Linked DNA regions of Homo sapiens: regions 2, 3 and 4 are each linked to region 1. The links are chromatin contacts, found by Hi-C or POLR2A ChIA-PET in ENCODE. All regions are on one chromosome and are shown on one strand. The core of a region is the stretch at or near the end of the contact, and the rest is flanking DNA. Distances in the headings are between cores, read along the strand shown.

The links. A loop is a pair of places that touch in the nucleus more often than their neighbours do. ChIA-PET counts read pairs that join two places held with the same protein, here RNA polymerase II (POLR2A). Pooled maps may share reads with other maps.
Region 2: a pooled map shows a loop between it and region 1 (6-fold over the local background). The contact joins the promoter of RPSA here to the promoter of ACVR2B-AS1 in region 1. A Hi-C loop is called at or near these places in 8 of 50 pooled maps.
Region 3: a loop to region 1 is called in a pooled map of psoas muscle, with 6 times the contacts of the local background. The contact joins the enhancer-like site here to the promoter of ACVR2B-AS1 in region 1. A Hi-C loop is called at or near these places in 2 of 50 pooled maps.
Region 4: a loop to region 1 is called in a pooled map, with 4 times the contacts of the local background. The contact joins the enhancer-like site here to the promoter of ACVR2B-AS1 in region 1. A Hi-C loop is called at or near these places in 2 of 50 pooled maps. POLR2A ChIA-PET finds 5 or more read pairs at or near these places in 2 of 52 experiments (activated T-cell and naive thymus-derived CD4-positive, alpha-beta T cell).

What each region holds. Positions count from the first base shown.
Region 1 is chr3:38,453,122-38,456,842 of GRCh38, forward strand. ACVR2B-AS1 (ACVR2B antisense RNA 1) reads right to left here and starts at 1,699. Exons shown (of 2, transcript NR_028389.1): 1 at 1,382-1,699; 2 at 1-104. It overlaps ACVR2B (activin A receptor type 2B), which reads left to right and starts at 769. Exons shown (of 11, transcript NM_001106.4): 1 at 769-1,253. The coding sequence starts at 1,202. RefSeq lists enhancers at 351-850, 1,455-2,038, 2,039-2,623 and silencers at 569-618, 629-748, 1,169-1,448, 2,259-2,438.
Region 2 is chr3:39,404,971-39,408,691 of GRCh38, forward strand. RPSA (ribosomal protein SA) reads left to right here and starts at 1,750. Exons shown (of 7, transcript NM_002295.6): 1 at 1,750-1,794; 2 at 2,651-2,816; 3 at 3,636-3,721. The coding sequence starts at 2,684. It overlaps SNORA6 (small nucleolar RNA, H/ACA box 6), which reads left to right and starts at 3,421; the gene lies at 3,421-3,569. RefSeq lists enhancers at 1,471-2,262, 1,644-1,783 and silencers at 1,954-2,133, 3,529-3,578.
Region 3 is chr3:37,529,221-37,532,941 of GRCh38, forward strand. All of the region lies in intron 13 of ITGA9 (integrin subunit alpha 9), which reads left to right. Among named protein-coding and RNA genes, the nearest start is that of ITGA9, 79 kb to the left of the region's middle. Within about 2 kb of position 2,012, at least 2 of the 41 ENCODE cell types and tissues checked have a DNase peak (open chromatin) inside an H3K27ac peak, as active enhancers do.
Region 4 is chr3:37,907,506-37,911,226 of GRCh38, forward strand. The region is part of intron 1 of CTDSPL (CTD small phosphatase like); the gene reads left to right. Among named protein-coding and RNA genes, the nearest start is that of CTDSPL, 47 kb to the left of the region's middle. Within about 2 kb of position 2,013, at least 5 of the 41 ENCODE cell types and tissues checked have a DNase peak (open chromatin) inside an H3K27ac peak, as active enhancers do.

The DNA of each region.
Region 1 (3,721 bases), core at 449-2,948:
AAACCATGTGCTAGACAAGATCTTCAACTGCAGGGCTCTGGAGGCAACTGGGAAGTTTTGAAAGTGCAGATTGAAGCTCAGGGCCGCTGTGGGTGGCGCAGGAACTGCAGAAGACAAGATAGGATTAGGGAGGGCCAGCAGGTTGCCAGAGGCCCTTTTCCACCTGCTGGGCTTAGAGGGGCGGGACTCTGCCCGCTCCCTCACTTGGTTGGGTTTAAATGACCACTCCCCGCCCTAGCTGTGCCTTTGAGTGTGTGGCAAGGGATTGCAGACGGGAGACTGCTTGTCAATTCAGGGAAGTCAGCCTCTTTCTGCCACTTAATTCGCCCATCAGTAGAGATCCGACTTTCCCACGGTTCACTGTCACCCCCATTGCACAGGTGGGGAATCCAAGGCACAGAGGCGTCTGGGCCAGAGTCCCGGGACTATCCACTCATTCCGGGGTTGTAGGGCAGCATGTGTCAGGAGCTTGGGCTCGAGCGTGCGGGGCACTAATTGCGAGTGCAGTGGCCACAGGCTCCCGGGCAAAGTGGTCAGGAGCCCATTCCCGCCACCTCCGTCCGCGCGCCCCGCCCTGTCCTCCAGCAAGTTGGTGCACGCGCGTCCTCCCACAGGGCGCGGGATGGGGGCGGGGCCTCCGTGTTGTTGTTTCTCTGGGGCCCCGCCCCTCAGGGGGGCGCGGACCACGCGGCCGGAGGGCCCGCCTCCCCTCCCCCTCCCCGCCCAGCCCGCCCGCCTCTTTGTATCCAACATCCGGGTTTCCCCGCTGGCTCGGCTCCGTGGCCGCCGCTCAGGAGCCATTTTGGACTCGGTTCAGCTCCCCTCCCCCCCACCCCTCCCCCCGTTCATGGCCCCTCCGGACTCGGCCCCTGCGCCCGGGGCCCGGGCCCAGCCCCGCCGCGCTATGCCTGAGTCGGGCGCGCCCCGGCCCGTGCCCCGCCGCCGCCCCCCGGCCCCCGCGTCGCCCCGGAGCCCGGGCCGCAGCCTGCGCCGCCCGCAGCGGCCCTGAGCCCGGCCCCGCCGACCGGCCCTTGGAGCCCGAACGCTGCTCGGGGACGAAGGCGCAGGAAGCGCGCAGGGAACGAGACCGAAGGAAGGAGCGGGAAGGAGAGCGCAGCCGCCGCCTGGCCCTGCGCGCCCCGGGAGCGCCGTGCGGCCCTGCCCGCGGGCTCCGGGTGTGCGCGGGGCGGCGCCGCGGAACATGACGGCGCCCTGGGTGGCCCTCGCCCTCCTCTGGGGATCGCTGTGCGCCGGTAAGAACTGGGCGCGGCGCGGGGACGCCGAGAGGGCGCGCGGGGCTGGCCTCTGGCGCCGCGCGGTGTTTACCAACAAAGGGCGGGCCCGGGGCCTCGTCGCCGCACCACCTGTATTCAGCCCTCACCTCCGGGGGCGTGGGCTGGGGGCGCGGTGGGCGCCCGGCTCGCCGAACTTGGGGGCACGATCTTGTCTGTGCAGTCATCTGCGGGATTCTGGTTCCTAGAGGCGCCCCTGCGATGGGGGCCGGGACGCGGAGCCTCAGGGTCGGAGTTCGGGCTACGCGGGCGCGTGGAACCCAGGGAAAGAGTGAGGAAAACCTGAGCGTGGGGAAGGCGGCCAAGAGGGGTGGGCAGATCTCATTGGGGGTGGCAGGATTGTAGGTGCAGCAGCAGCAGCAGCATGCGGGGAGGGTTGCATGTCCCTCAGAGTCACTAAGTGTAGCGAAGCGAAGGGGGCGGCTTCACGCAGCCCAAAGTCCCCTGCATCTCTTGCCACCAGTCTGCGTCGCGTTACCGGCCCGGCGGGCTGTTGGTGCTGGCTCCCACCTGCTCCCTCTTTCCCTGCCGTTGGCCCCGGGATGCGGAGTGTGGTCGCTTCGCGGGACCGCTTTGTTTGGGCACTTGGGAGGGGAGGGGGTGGGTAAGATGGAAAACCCAACAGGTCCCTCTTCCTTCGGGCCTCCAGGAGGCACGTGGCGGGGTGGGTGACCAGCGCTCAGCTCGCCCGCGGCTGCGGGCGTGTGGCTGGAGGTGTTCGGCCAGCGCATGTGTGTTTGGGGGTATGTGGGCGCGGGCGTAAACAAGCGGAGTTCCGCCTGGAAAGCTTGTTTCTCCTACGGTCCAAGCACCGATTTCCCTCTCTCAGTGGTGCCGGGGTGCGCCTAACCCCGGCGGGCGCGCCGGGACGTCCCCTGGCCAGTCCTGGGAAACGTGGGGAGCTGGGCATTGAAGCTCTGGCGAGAAGGTCGGGGCGGCTGGTACCCGGCCGCCGGGTCCTGCGCGTCTTTGTTCCCAGCCCCCATTACACATGCAGCGCGGGTCCCCCGCCGCCCTCGGTGGCAGCCGCCTGGAGTCTGGGAAACCCTCGAGGGGCGGGGCCGGGCGTGCAGGGGCGGGGCCGGAGTCCCCACGCTGCTGCGGGGGTGGGGATTTGGGATCTGCGTCCCATTCCCACCCTGGTTCTACCTTCTCCTGTGCGTCGTCGTGAGGCTTAGTTTACACCGAAAGCGAGTGAGTTCTGTAGGGTAGTAGCGCGCGCGCGCGCAGCCTGAGTCCGGAAACCGAAGGGCAAAGACCAGCTGGCACCTGAGTACCGTATGGAAGAGGGCGTTGCAGCTCTCCTGGAGCCGCTTCTTGGAGGCGAAGTGGTGGTCGTGTTGGACTTTCTGCTCTTTTTTGCCCCGCTCCCTTGGGATGCCTTTTCCCCAAGAAGGAGTGCTCGAAAGTGAAAGGGGAGGCATTGGTCTGCTAGAGGGAGGGCGGCAGCAAGCTGACTTGATAGGCAGACCGCAGCCCACCTGACTGCCTCCAGACCCGCTGGGTGCCTGATCCCTGGAAGTGCTGGGGCTCTTCCAAGCCCAGGCCTTTAGGAGAGCTTCCTCCCAAGACAGGACAGCTTGAGACCTGGGATCTGGGGATCACACCAGTCTCACACCTCCCTCCTTAGGCAGGGCAGGGCGGCATCAGACCCCTGGAAGGACTGTATGTCCTTTCTTTTTCCTCTGCTTCAGTCACCTAGCTTGGGCAGTGCTGAGCAGTGTACCCTGCCAGGGGGCAGTCAGAGTCACACTATAAGGACCTGTATTCCTGCCCTGGGAGGAAGGTGGGGGTCACTGGGTATTTCTTGTAGTCACATCAACCAGTCCCTGACCTGTGGAGAACTGTGAAAAGAGCTGCCCCAGGCCCAGTTTGGAGCAGACCTGACCGTCCTGTTGCTTTGGCTTCAGGGATGCCCTTTAATTTCAAGCTCCTGGCTTGCTGTTTGGAATAACCCCCATACTGTGCAGCACACAATGCCTGCTAGAAGGAACATCTAGAAGAGTGCTGTGTGACAGAAATAGTGTATGAACTATGGATAGATATAAAACAACGTTTTCTAGTAGTCGTGTTAATAAAAGGAAGAAGAAACAGCTGTGTCTTAGCTGGGGCTGCCATAACAAAATACTGTAGACTGGTGGCTTAAACAGCAGAAATTTATATTGTCAAAGTTCTGGAAGCTCTAAGTCTGAGCCCAGGGTGCAGGGTGCTGGCATGGTTGGGTTCTGGTGAGGACCCTCTTCCTGGCTTGCAGATATCTGCCTTCTTACTGCATTCTCAAATGACAGGGGTGGGGTGGGGCAAGGGGGTGTTTTCCTCTTTTTGTAAGACTGTGAATCCTGTTCTCATTACCTGATGGCCCCACCCTCATGACTTAATCTAACCCTCACTACCTCCCAAAGGTCCCGTCTCCAAATACCATTACACTG
Region 2 (3,721 bases), core at 500-2,999, 950 kb after region 1:
TCAGCAATCCCAATCCACACGTGAAGGGTTAAGCAGGAGTACATTTGGGTGCAGGGGGCAGGGCATTGTTTTGGGACTCAGGGGCCTCTGAGGAGGCTTGTGGCCTGAGTTTCTGCCAACAAACTGAATGCCTCCTCTTCCCATAACAAAGCGTAGAAGCGGGAGGCATTTGCATTTGCCGCAAGGGGCTGTGACTTCTCTGAATTTGTCCCTCAAGCCCCAGGTGCTTCAGCCTTGGTGGGTGATGAAGCAGAGCAGCCTGGGGGTGACCTGTGCTAGGGTCCAAGGGTTTCCAAGCTCCTCAGAAAATCATACTGGCTTCAGTGGAGCTGCAGAGCCACTTGCAGGAGAACCTGGATGTGCTGTCCTTTGGAAGAGTGGCCATAAGGGTCTACGAGTTCATTTTAGGGTGGGCTCAGAAATCAGATTGACTCAGCAGGCCCCAGAGAGGAACCTGCACTTTTTTTTTTTTTGACGGAGTCTTACTCTGTCGCCCAGGCTGGAGTGCAAGTGGCGCAATCTCCACTCACTACAACCTCTGCCTCCTGGGTTCAAGCAATTCTCCCGCCTCAGCCTCCCCAGTAGCTGGGATTACAGGCATGCCTGGCTAATTTTTGAATTTTTAGTAGATACCGGGTTTCGCCATGTTGGCCAGGCTGGTCTCTTGAACTCCTGGCCTCAAGGGATCCGCCCGCGTCAGCCTCCGAAAGTGCTGGGATTACAGCCACCGCGCCCCTTCAATTAACTCCTATTTTTTTGTTTGTTTTTTGGAGACAGAATTTCGCTCTATTGCCCAGGCTGGAGTGCAGCGGTGCAATCACATTCACTGCAGACTTGACCTCTAGGCTCAAGCTATCCTCCTGCCTCAGCCTCCTGAGTAGCTGAGACTACAGGGACGCACCATCATGATTGGTTAATTTTTGTATTTTTTGTGGAGATGGGGGTCTCCCCATGTTTCCCAGGCTAGTCTTGAACTTCTGAGCTCAGGCAATCCACCCACCTCGGCCTCCCAAAGTGCTGGGATTACAGGCACAAGCCACCGCGCCCGGCAAACTTATCTCCTACTGATGGATATTGCAAAATTTTTCTTCTACCAAAAAAAAAAAAAAAAAAAAGATAGATATAATCCATACCATCTGTTCAATCTTGTCCTTTTTAACTTTTTCAGGGAAACTTCCCCCAGGTGATAGATGGATAGATACATGAGATAGACATAACGCATACGATCAGTTCAATCTTATCTTTTTTAACTTTTTCAGAGAAAACTTCCCTTAAGTGAACATTTAAATCTGAATTACGTCCTGTTAAACTGTTCTCCAGGAAAATAAAATAAAATAAATCTTCAAGTTTTTGTTTACCTAACAATTTGTTGTGTCGAACAAACCTTCCTACTTTTCAGGTAACAAAATGGCAGCTTAGGCTAGAAAGCCGCTCATATTCGCAGGTACAAGGGCTGGGTAAGAACGCCCCGCCTGGCTGACTAACTTGAGTTCCGCGCTCTGGACAGGAATTATGCACAGGGCGTCGCTGTGGCACTAGAAACCCCAAAGTCACAAGCGCCCCAGATCCGACCAGGATGCCGCTACCGGCTACAGCCCAGAGGCCCGCTCCTGCGGCGCAAGCCCGCCTTCCTGAAGAAAAAGCCCAGTCCCGGCAGCGTTCTTCTCCGGCTCCGCCCTTCTTCCGCTCGACTTTCTTTGCCATTGGCTGACAACGGAGTACATAAGGACGTCATTTCCTGCCGCCTGTCTTTTCCGTGCTACCTGCAGAGGGGTCCATACGGCGTTGTTCTGGGTGAGTTCCGTGTAGCGTCCCTGGCGCCTTCCAGGGCTAGAAAAATGAGCTTTTCCTGCTCAAATGAAGGGTGAGAAGACTAGTGATGAAAGCCGGTCAGACTGGATCTGTCTCCCGCCCGGCGCGCCCCACCTTAGGCCTGCGGCCCGCACGTGGCCAGGCTCGGGCTGGCGGGTTCCCAGAGTGCCCCGGGAGCGGGTGGAGGCCGCCCTCCAGCGGAGGCTCCGAGCTGGGGTTCGGACCAGGCCGCGGGTGGGCGGGAGTGCAGAAAGCGGGCTAACATCCTGTGTTGCTATCCCTTCGGAGTCCCACACGGCGGTGAGTCTAGGCCCAGGCGCTGATTTACACCAGCTACTTGGGCTGGTCGGGTTTTCCCTTCGCGCCGTGCGGGTCAGGAGTTAAGGTTCTCGGGTTTTTAGACAAACAAGTGGTGACAGCACAGCGAAGTAATTCCAAAGCATCCGCCTACAATCTGCTTGAAAATGTCTGAAAACAATTCATGCCTTTTTTGCCTTTAGTTTGCATATTCCAAACATGGCTGCTCTTTTGTATCTAGTTGTTAACTTGGCGCATCCACAACTTTTCCTTAATTCCTATCTTGAGAAGTGTTGAATTTCCATTCGCTAATTTCGTGTAGTTTTATTACTCGGTTACTCTGCCGTCCACACTATTTCCTCAGTAAGATGTGCGCTGTTCCGTAATACACGACATGTATGGGTTAACTTTCTGTTTACCCTTCACTACACTGTAAGCTCAATGCCTGACACTATAGCAGATGGAGTTTTTGGTTGCTTTTAAGGGTGTGCCCTACTTAACTCAATGGAATGAAAAGAAATAGGTTGCTCTCTTATTTCAGATTCCCGTCGTAACTTAAAGGGAAATTTTCACAATGTCCGGAGCCCTTGATGTCCTGCAAATGAAGGAGGAGGATGTCCTTAAGTTCCTTGCAGCAGGAACCCACTTAGGTGGCACCAATCTTGACTTCCAGATGGAACAGTACATCTATAAAAGGAAAAGTGATGGTTAGTCATTGCTTTAATTTTTTGTTACTCCAGCTGTAAGTACAAATTTTGAGCTTGCTATTCTCGTGGTTAGTTCTGGGTAATTTCTTTCTATCTTCCTTAAATGAAGCCAGACCCCTACGTTGAAAACATACTTTAAATAAATGTTCTTGTTATTGAGAGAAAAGATTTCTGCTCCAGGGGAGGAATATGTCAGTTGTCTGAGTTACGGGACTTGGGTTGGGTCATGAACATGAGAAAGTTCATTGGCTGAGTTTCTAATAGCTCGCATAGTGCCTTCAACTTCATAGGTACTTACACAGGCTATTGAACTGAATTTTGAGTGGAAAGTGGGGTAAGAGGTGGGAATGAACAATATGGTTTGGAAGAACCAGAGGATGGAAGGCATTAAGTTGGCTAAGGCACTTACTTATTTTAGAGATAAAGCTACCAAGGACTTGGGAGTGACATGCTGTAAAGGAGTTTTAGGATGAATCTTGCATCAGTGCAGATTATAAAAGGGAAAGAGTGGCAGAAAGCCAGGAAGTGGATTATTAAGAACCAATGATGGAATAAGTACAGGGAAAGAGAAAGGAAAGATGGATTTAGCCAACTGAATCTAGGCTGCACACTATTAAAGCTCAGGGTGGAGGCCAGTCTTGGCTCATGAACTTCTGAGTGTCGGAAGTGTGCTATATCAATGGCAGGATTTTCGCTAACACCAGTAGAGCTTGCCTCTATGACTGGAGTTTGGTAGTACTCGCTGCCACATAGAGTAAACTTGAGAAGAATGTTTGCACAGCCAGGTCAAGTGTTACAAATCCTTCTGCCCTCACTTAGGCATCTATATCATAAATCTCAAGAGGACCTGGGAGAAGCTTCTGCTGGCAGCTCGTGCAATTGTTGCCATTGAAAACCCTGCTGAT
Region 3 (3,721 bases), core at 762-3,261, 920 kb before region 1:
TATGGGTGAGGAGACCAAGGACATGCAGATCTTATTAATATAAAAGGGAAGGTGATTCCAGATGGTGGTAGGTGCTGTGAGGATTCTAAGGCAGGGTTACTTGGTCAGGCAGTGGTGTCAAAGTCAGCAGGAAGGGCCAAGCAGAGTGAGGCCTGAGACTTGTTGGAGGTGGCAGGGGGAGGTCAGGGGTGCCCTTGGCTGTGGTGGCTCTAGAGAAGTGATGGGGCAAAAGCCAGATGGCAGTGGGTGGGTGAGAGAAGAAACAAGAAGGACAGTGACTCTTGACTGCTTCTCCAGAAGCTTGGCTGCAAAGGAGCAAATGGGACCAGCAGGTAGTTCAGGGAGGTGTTTTAAGGACGGGAAGCTCTAGATCAGTGATTAGGCCAAGAACGTCTTTGAGCCATTTTCTGGTCTCCCAAGTCCCTTACCCTCTTGGAAGAGATCAGAGGTGGTCACCCTCAGCTTCACCCTCATCTATGTGAACCCTGATGCCCTAACCCTGTGCCTACACCCAAGGGTCCTGGAGAGGTTGAAGAGACAAGAGGGAGGATGGGAGGCTGCTCCAGAGATGAGGGATGGGGGGATGAGGTTGGTGAGAGTGATGGAATCTGGTACATGGGCTGGGGGCGAGGGGCCCTCATCTTCTGAGCCAGGCCCCAAGATAGGAATAAGGTCAGAGCAAGGTTCAGTTCCGGTACATGGGCTGGGGGCGAGGGGCTCTCATCTTCTGAGCCAGGCCCCAAGATAGGAATAAGGTCAGGGCGAGGTTCAGTTTGGGATGTGGATGAGGATGAAGCAGAGGGTGACCACCCTGGTCTATTCCAGGAGGACAAGGGAATCAGGGAGAGCAGGGAAGGCTTCAAAGACAGGCTGGAGCCCCTAAGAGAGGAAGCAAGGTGGGGCAGGCAAAGGGGTTGCTGAGCATGTCTGAGGGGCCAGCAGGCTGGATGTCTGCAGGGGCAGCCGTTGATAAAGTCCCAGGATTCAGCTGAGCAGCAGTGAAGGCCTGGAGGCATCAGCTGGCTATGTTAAGTAGGGGCTTGGCTCAGCCTGGCCTAACTGATGTTAGATTTTGAGTTACTTTAGGTTTTGGGTGGGACTAGAAAAGCAGGGAGGGCTAGGAGACCACGCATGTGCAAGCACACATAGATATATATTGCCCATCGTTCCTAACCCTCCTAAGGGCAGGAGGCCAGAGGTATGTGGGTTAGGAATGCTATGGGCTGCAGCTAAGAGAAAACCTGGCTGAGGCTTTCAACTATATGACCTCAAATTAGCTCCCTGGAGATAGGTGGCCCCAGGGCTGGCTTAGTAACCTAACAATGGCACCAGTGGCACCAGGGGTGAAGGCTCTTTATCTGTCCTTGCCTTGCAGAAGGCCAAGGCACCTTGAGCAACATGTCAAAGGGCATCCCAACTGGTTGTATTATTTACCTTGAAGTGAAGTGACAGGATTTGAACTGTCAGCCCTCAGGGAGAAGTGTTCCAGCTACCAGGTTTTTTTTTTTTTTTTTTTTTTTTTTTTTTTTTTTTTTTTTTTTTTTTTTTTGAGACGGAGTCTCCCGCTGTCACCAAGGCTGGAGTGCAGTGGCGCGATCTTGGCTCACTGCAAGCTCTGCCTCCCGGGTTCACGTCATTCTTCTGCCTCAGCCTCCCAAGTAGCTGGGACTACAGGTGCCCGCCACCACACCCAGCTAATTTTTTGTATTTTTAGTAGAGACAGGGTTTCACCGTGTTAGCCAGTATGGTCTCGATCTCCTGACCTTGTGATCCACCCGCCTCAGCCTCCCAAAGTGCTGGGATTACAGGCGTGAGCCACCGCGCCCGGCCGCTACCAGCTTCTTAAGAAAAAAAAAGCACTGAAAGCGCTTGTGGTGCTGTCCTTGGGTGCTCCTTTGCTTTTATCTCAGAGGCTGGCACATTTGTAGGCAGGACTGTGAGACACAGTCTCCCCTGCCCCCAGGAGTGTGGCTGGCCCGCTCTGCCCTCAGGAAGTTTGCTTCCCTCAGATTAGCTCCGGGGCAGGTCCTGTGTCAGGGTGATAGGCACACGGTGCTCTCCCATTGAAGGTCACAGGAAGCGATCAGAGAGGCCTCTGAAAGATTTCTGGGCTTTTCTTCATCCAAAAACAATACTTGGAGTTGAAACAAAAAGGTTGAAGGGAACTGATCCGACAGCTGTGGGAAGGAGATGTACCTGTGAAGGTCCCTGTGGTCCATTTCAAAGGATACTGTTTTTCCAACTTCCACTGAGGTCACTGTGTCTGGGCTGCCCACGTCTGTTTCCTGCCTGCCGCACTGTCTTCTGCAGAGCTCTTTTGTGAGAGGAGGATTCGGCCTCCTCCCTGACGAGGTGGCCCCTGGGGATGATGGGGCGGGCTAGGCTTTTCTTCTGTACCATGACCAGGCGCGTCAGGGACCAGGCAAGGTGGAGACCAGCTCTTCATGGTACTTCTGTCCATCTGTGAGGCTTTGGACACTCGTGGTTTTCAGTCTCCTAGGCTGGAGTAAAATTTGTACTTATTTAACAAGGGTGTTTGCACATTTATTATGGGAACGAGAGGATGAATTCACCGGATCCCAGCCCTTGCAGGGTGCTGCAGGATGGTGGGGCAGGTTTGGAAATAGACAATGACTGTTCACCTTAGTAAGTGGGGGCCAGAGGTGTGTGTACAGAGCTGGAAGCACAGAGAGGGAGGATGCCTGTCAGGGGTACTAGAGAAGGCTTCCTCAGGGTGGGAACATTTGAGCTGGCTGTTGAAAGGTCGACGGGGTTTTATAGGGTGTCCATTGGCATCTGCACAATCACACTGGCCAGGGGTAAGAGATCCACTTTCCGATTTATTTCTAGTATCCTATAAGGATGAACCCAGAAGAAAATGGAAAGACTAAGGTGTTGGCCTTCTTTCAGGCACTGCTATTGTCTGACTTCCGTTTGTCCTGTGGCCAGATTTGCTCTGGAAGTCCCGCAGTTCCACTGCCTCTGTTATCACTACTCTCTGTTGACCCCATCTCCCAGCATGGTGGCAGCAGTGGAGTCCCCTCACCCTATCTGTGCCTCGTGTCTCTTCACTTCCTTTGTTCACCCAGATTTTCCTTAACGCTTTCTTCCATTGGAGTTGGTGTGGGTCATCATTCCCATCCGCCCTATCACCCTGGGCTCTCTTTGAGGGATCATTGTACACAGGGGCATCATTGTTCTCAAGCTACTAATGCCCCTTAATCTTGTTATGTCACCCCAGTGGTGTGAAGGCCAGGGCTCCTTAGAGGTAAAAGGGTCTCTTTGTGAGGCCTGGAGGGGAGAAGGTTGAGCGGTAGCTTAGGTGAATGCTGCCTGAGCAGATGTCTGCAGTGGGAGCAGAATGGTGTGATTTACTCTTTGTTTTTGTGGGATGTCCTTGGGGAGCCCACAGGTGCTGTCCATTCATCAAGCACTGGGAGATGGTCCATGGCAGGGAGGAGAGTATGGCTATTTATTGAGTTTCATTTGGTCATAAGACTGGGCAGGTTGATTTCTTCTGCCCTGAAGCACTTTGCTATTACCAGCTGGGACTCCACTTATCAAGTTCTTTTAGGAAATTACCCAATGAATTGGTGGAGGTAAATGATGCAGGAGGTTTGACCAACTGCATGGGGCTACAACATTGCAGTTCATGCTCATAATGGCAGCAAATGCTTGAGGGAATCCCTGAGTATGCATCTATTTCTTGAATCATGGCATC
Region 4 (3,721 bases), core at 763-3,262, 550 kb before region 1:
TGCATATAGAGCACATGTGCAGGATGAGTGGAGGAGGTGAAGGAGAAAGGATGAAAGAGTGACAGGCTGGGAGAGGACAGAGCATTAAATGCCCTGGGTGGGGGTGTACCACAGTGTATTTATCACACAGCAGTTAGGAACTGTACGTGTATCAGTGTGGGGGAATGTTAAGAACGTAGAGCTTAGTGGAAAAAATAAGAATGAGATGCACAGACTAATATTTCTATAAGTTAAAAATAAGTGCTCAGAAAAGTACAATGCACATTTTTCTAGCACTCCTGTAAACACAAAGATATACTTTAAGCATGTTAGAAAGTTTGCCTGTGGGTTGAGGGGAGTGGAGGTGGGCTGTGAGGATAAAGGGAAATAAAAAAGCATGTATACATACAGCGCATTTGCCTAGATACGGCTAGTGGTGTGCCAGGAACTATCACACATGGTAAATGCGACCCTATGCTCCTGAGATGCAAAACAAACAGAAAGTCTGCAGGGTTTTGTTTTTAAGAAGTCTGAAAGCTTCTACAGTTCAGTTTGCATGGGCTTCCCCATAACCCTCAGTGTAGCAGCTAAACCACAAGTGGTTAATGGAACAAAAGTACCCTTTGTAGGGTCAGAACAGAAACACAGCACAAACGCTGCCTAGAAACCACATGAAAGAAGGGATGCTGTGAGCCGCCCTTCAGGCTCACTTTTGGAAACTCACCACCTGGTAGCCCCCGCCAAGTGGGCGAATGTCCATCACAGCAGGCAAGAGTATTCCAAATGTGTTTCTGTTTTTAAAAAATCTCCTAATAGAAAGTGGAAGGTATGGCAAATGCATGTTAAGCCTGTAAGAAGAGACTGCATACAGTATTTTGATTGATATACCCTCTATAACATTTTAATATCTTTATCTCAATTATTCTTTCCTAATGTTGCAGTTAACTGTATTTTTTCATTTTGCTACGTAGACTCTGTCATCATTATTTTTAATGGCTGGGTAATATTTTATTGACTAAATGTACCAACATTTATTAGCCATTCCCTCTTTGTATGACATTTAGGCTGCTTTCTGCTTATGCCACTTATAAGCAGTGCAGAGAGGAAGGTATCTATGCTGCATGTATAGCTTCTTCATATTTTAAATTAATCCCTGACGATAGACAGGAAATTGAATTACTGGGTAAAGGAGTGTACAAACACATCTATGACTCTTGGTGCAAATTACTAAATTGCTTTCCAGAAGGATAGTAACAATTTACACTTCCACTAGCAGTGTGTTCTTGGACCGGCATTGTGTTCTATAAGTTCTTAATTGCCAATTTAAGAGCCAGTGTACATTGTTTTTATTTTTGCATTTCTTTGATTAATAGTGAGGTTGAAAATTGTCCAAGTTTGTTAGAGATTGGTATTTCTGTTCATATTGCTGTTGGAGTGGTCTTGGGTTATTCTTTTCCGTATATATGTAGCCTTTACTCAATATCGATATTTAGTCTTTGTCGTAATTACTACAACTATTTTGTTTTCCCTTTTAGAATTCGAAATTTTACATAAAGTGTTTTTCTTTAAATAAACCGATACCAATTAATTGGTCTTTCTCTTTATTTTGTTGGGCTAAATAAAAATGAAGATACCCTTTTGGCTAAATTCAAGAAAGAAATTTCACAGCATGGCATGATGAAAAATGCATCAAATTGAAGGCTTTGAAGGTAGACAAAGCCAGGTTCCAGTCCCTGCCCCTGTGGTGTCCTGGCTGAGCAAATCACTGAAGCTCTCCAAGCCTTGCCGAATTCATTTCTGCCATGGAAATGATACCCAACTTCATTTGTGGGACTGGGATCATGAACAAACACTGGCATAGCAGATGCCCAATAAACCTGGGTGCTCTTCCCAGATCCTAGGGCTGAGCAGGTCTTTCAGGGTGGCCAAGTGGCTATTTCAGAGAAATGGGCTTCAGGGCTCACCCCAGACTGCCTGTGGCCTGCCCCGCACTGCCCTGGAGCTGGTCATTTCCTTCCAGGCAGGAGGCCCAGGGACATGGCAGTGACTGTGCTTCTTGTTAGTAGCTCTGAACAGTGGAGCTGTTGTTCTGGCATATCTGGTAACCAACTTCCTGTTTTTCCCAGTGTGGTGATGTTCCTTTAGTCAACAGCAGGAGGGAAAGAAATAGTCCTGGATGGGTAACCTCGGTTTTCTAATCCTTTTGCTGGAAGAAATTCTGGCCCTTTCCACCATGGACTCTGTGATCACGAGGCTGTGTGACCTTGAGCTCTGGGCCATAAGGCCAAGTCCCACATTTGGGGAGGGAATGAGGAGACAGCGAGTCACTATTGCTTGTAATTCAGGATTGTGGTGCCCATGAACTAATGCTAATGTAAAGGTGTGTTGATTAAACATTAAACATTTATTTCCCACAAAGTGAATGGTATCACACATTCCTGTTCTCACATTCTAGGAAGAATGATTAGGACATGATCACTGGGGCCAGACTGCCTGAATTCAAATCCCAGCTCCATCATTTTTAGCGATATGACTTTAGGCAAGTGACTTAACTTCTATGCTTCAATTTTCTCATCTGTAAAATGAGGAGAATAATAGTACCTCCCTCAGAGGGTTGTTGTAAGGATTCAGTGAGGTAATGTGAGTAAAGTATTAGCAGTGTTCTAGGCCACATAGTAACCACATAATAGTTAGTATAAAGTCTGAATATTTTGGCCTGGCGCAGTGGCTTACACCTGTAATCCCAGCACTTTGAGAAGCCAAGGCGGGTGGGTCACCTGAGGTTAGGAGTTCGAAACCAGCCTGGCCAACATTGTGAAACCTCGTCTCTAATAATAATACAAAAAATCAGCCGGGCATGGTAGTGGGCACCTGTAATCCCAGCTACTCAGGAGGCCAAGGCAGGAGAATTACTTGAACCTGGGAGGCAGAGGTTGCAGTGAGCCAAGATGGCGCCATTGCACTCCAGCCTGGGCAACAAGAACAAAACTCTATCTCAGAACAACAACAACAAAAAAACAAAAAACAAAAAAAACCAGTCTGAATATTTTACTTGCTAAACTCCAGTTGAATTCATGGTAAAGGTAATTTGGTAAAATTTCTCAGTTCATTAGAAGTAGACAGTATTTATGAATAATCTGCATGGAGTGTATATTTAAATATATTTCTTAAAAGTTAGCTATAAAATATTATAAAATCAAGCTTTTCTTTTTATCTGCTTTGATTCTAAAATTCAGGGCTGTATTCTCATGAAAAAAGTTTGCTTCCCACTGAAATAAATGCCTCTTTGTCCCAGGGAAACACATAGAGTCTGAATTACTCCATTCTACAGGGTGGGTGCCATGGGGTGATGGAGAGAGGTGTGAGCTCACCACATGTGAATGTGGTCCCTGCTGTCTGGGGGAGGTAAGACCCTGGGTTACAGCCCTTCCCAAGCTCTAGTGGTTCCAAGGTTGAGGCTTCTGCTTCCCCTGCTGTGGGAAGGCAGGCGTCTGCCCCTGGTTTATGACTGTAAATGGATTTGCTGGAGGATGTTGTCCTGTATTTCAGGGGTGCTAACAGAAAGGTAGACCTTACAAAAAACAAACAAAAAGAAATGCAGACCGTAGAGTGTGCACATGCGGTCATTTAAGTCACTTAATGCCCTTGCTTCCTTCAAAACAGTTCTCATAAAAGATTGACTTGGTTTATTGCTGTACTCAGGAAATCAAAGCAGAGGGCAAGCCCCAGATGGGATTACAGT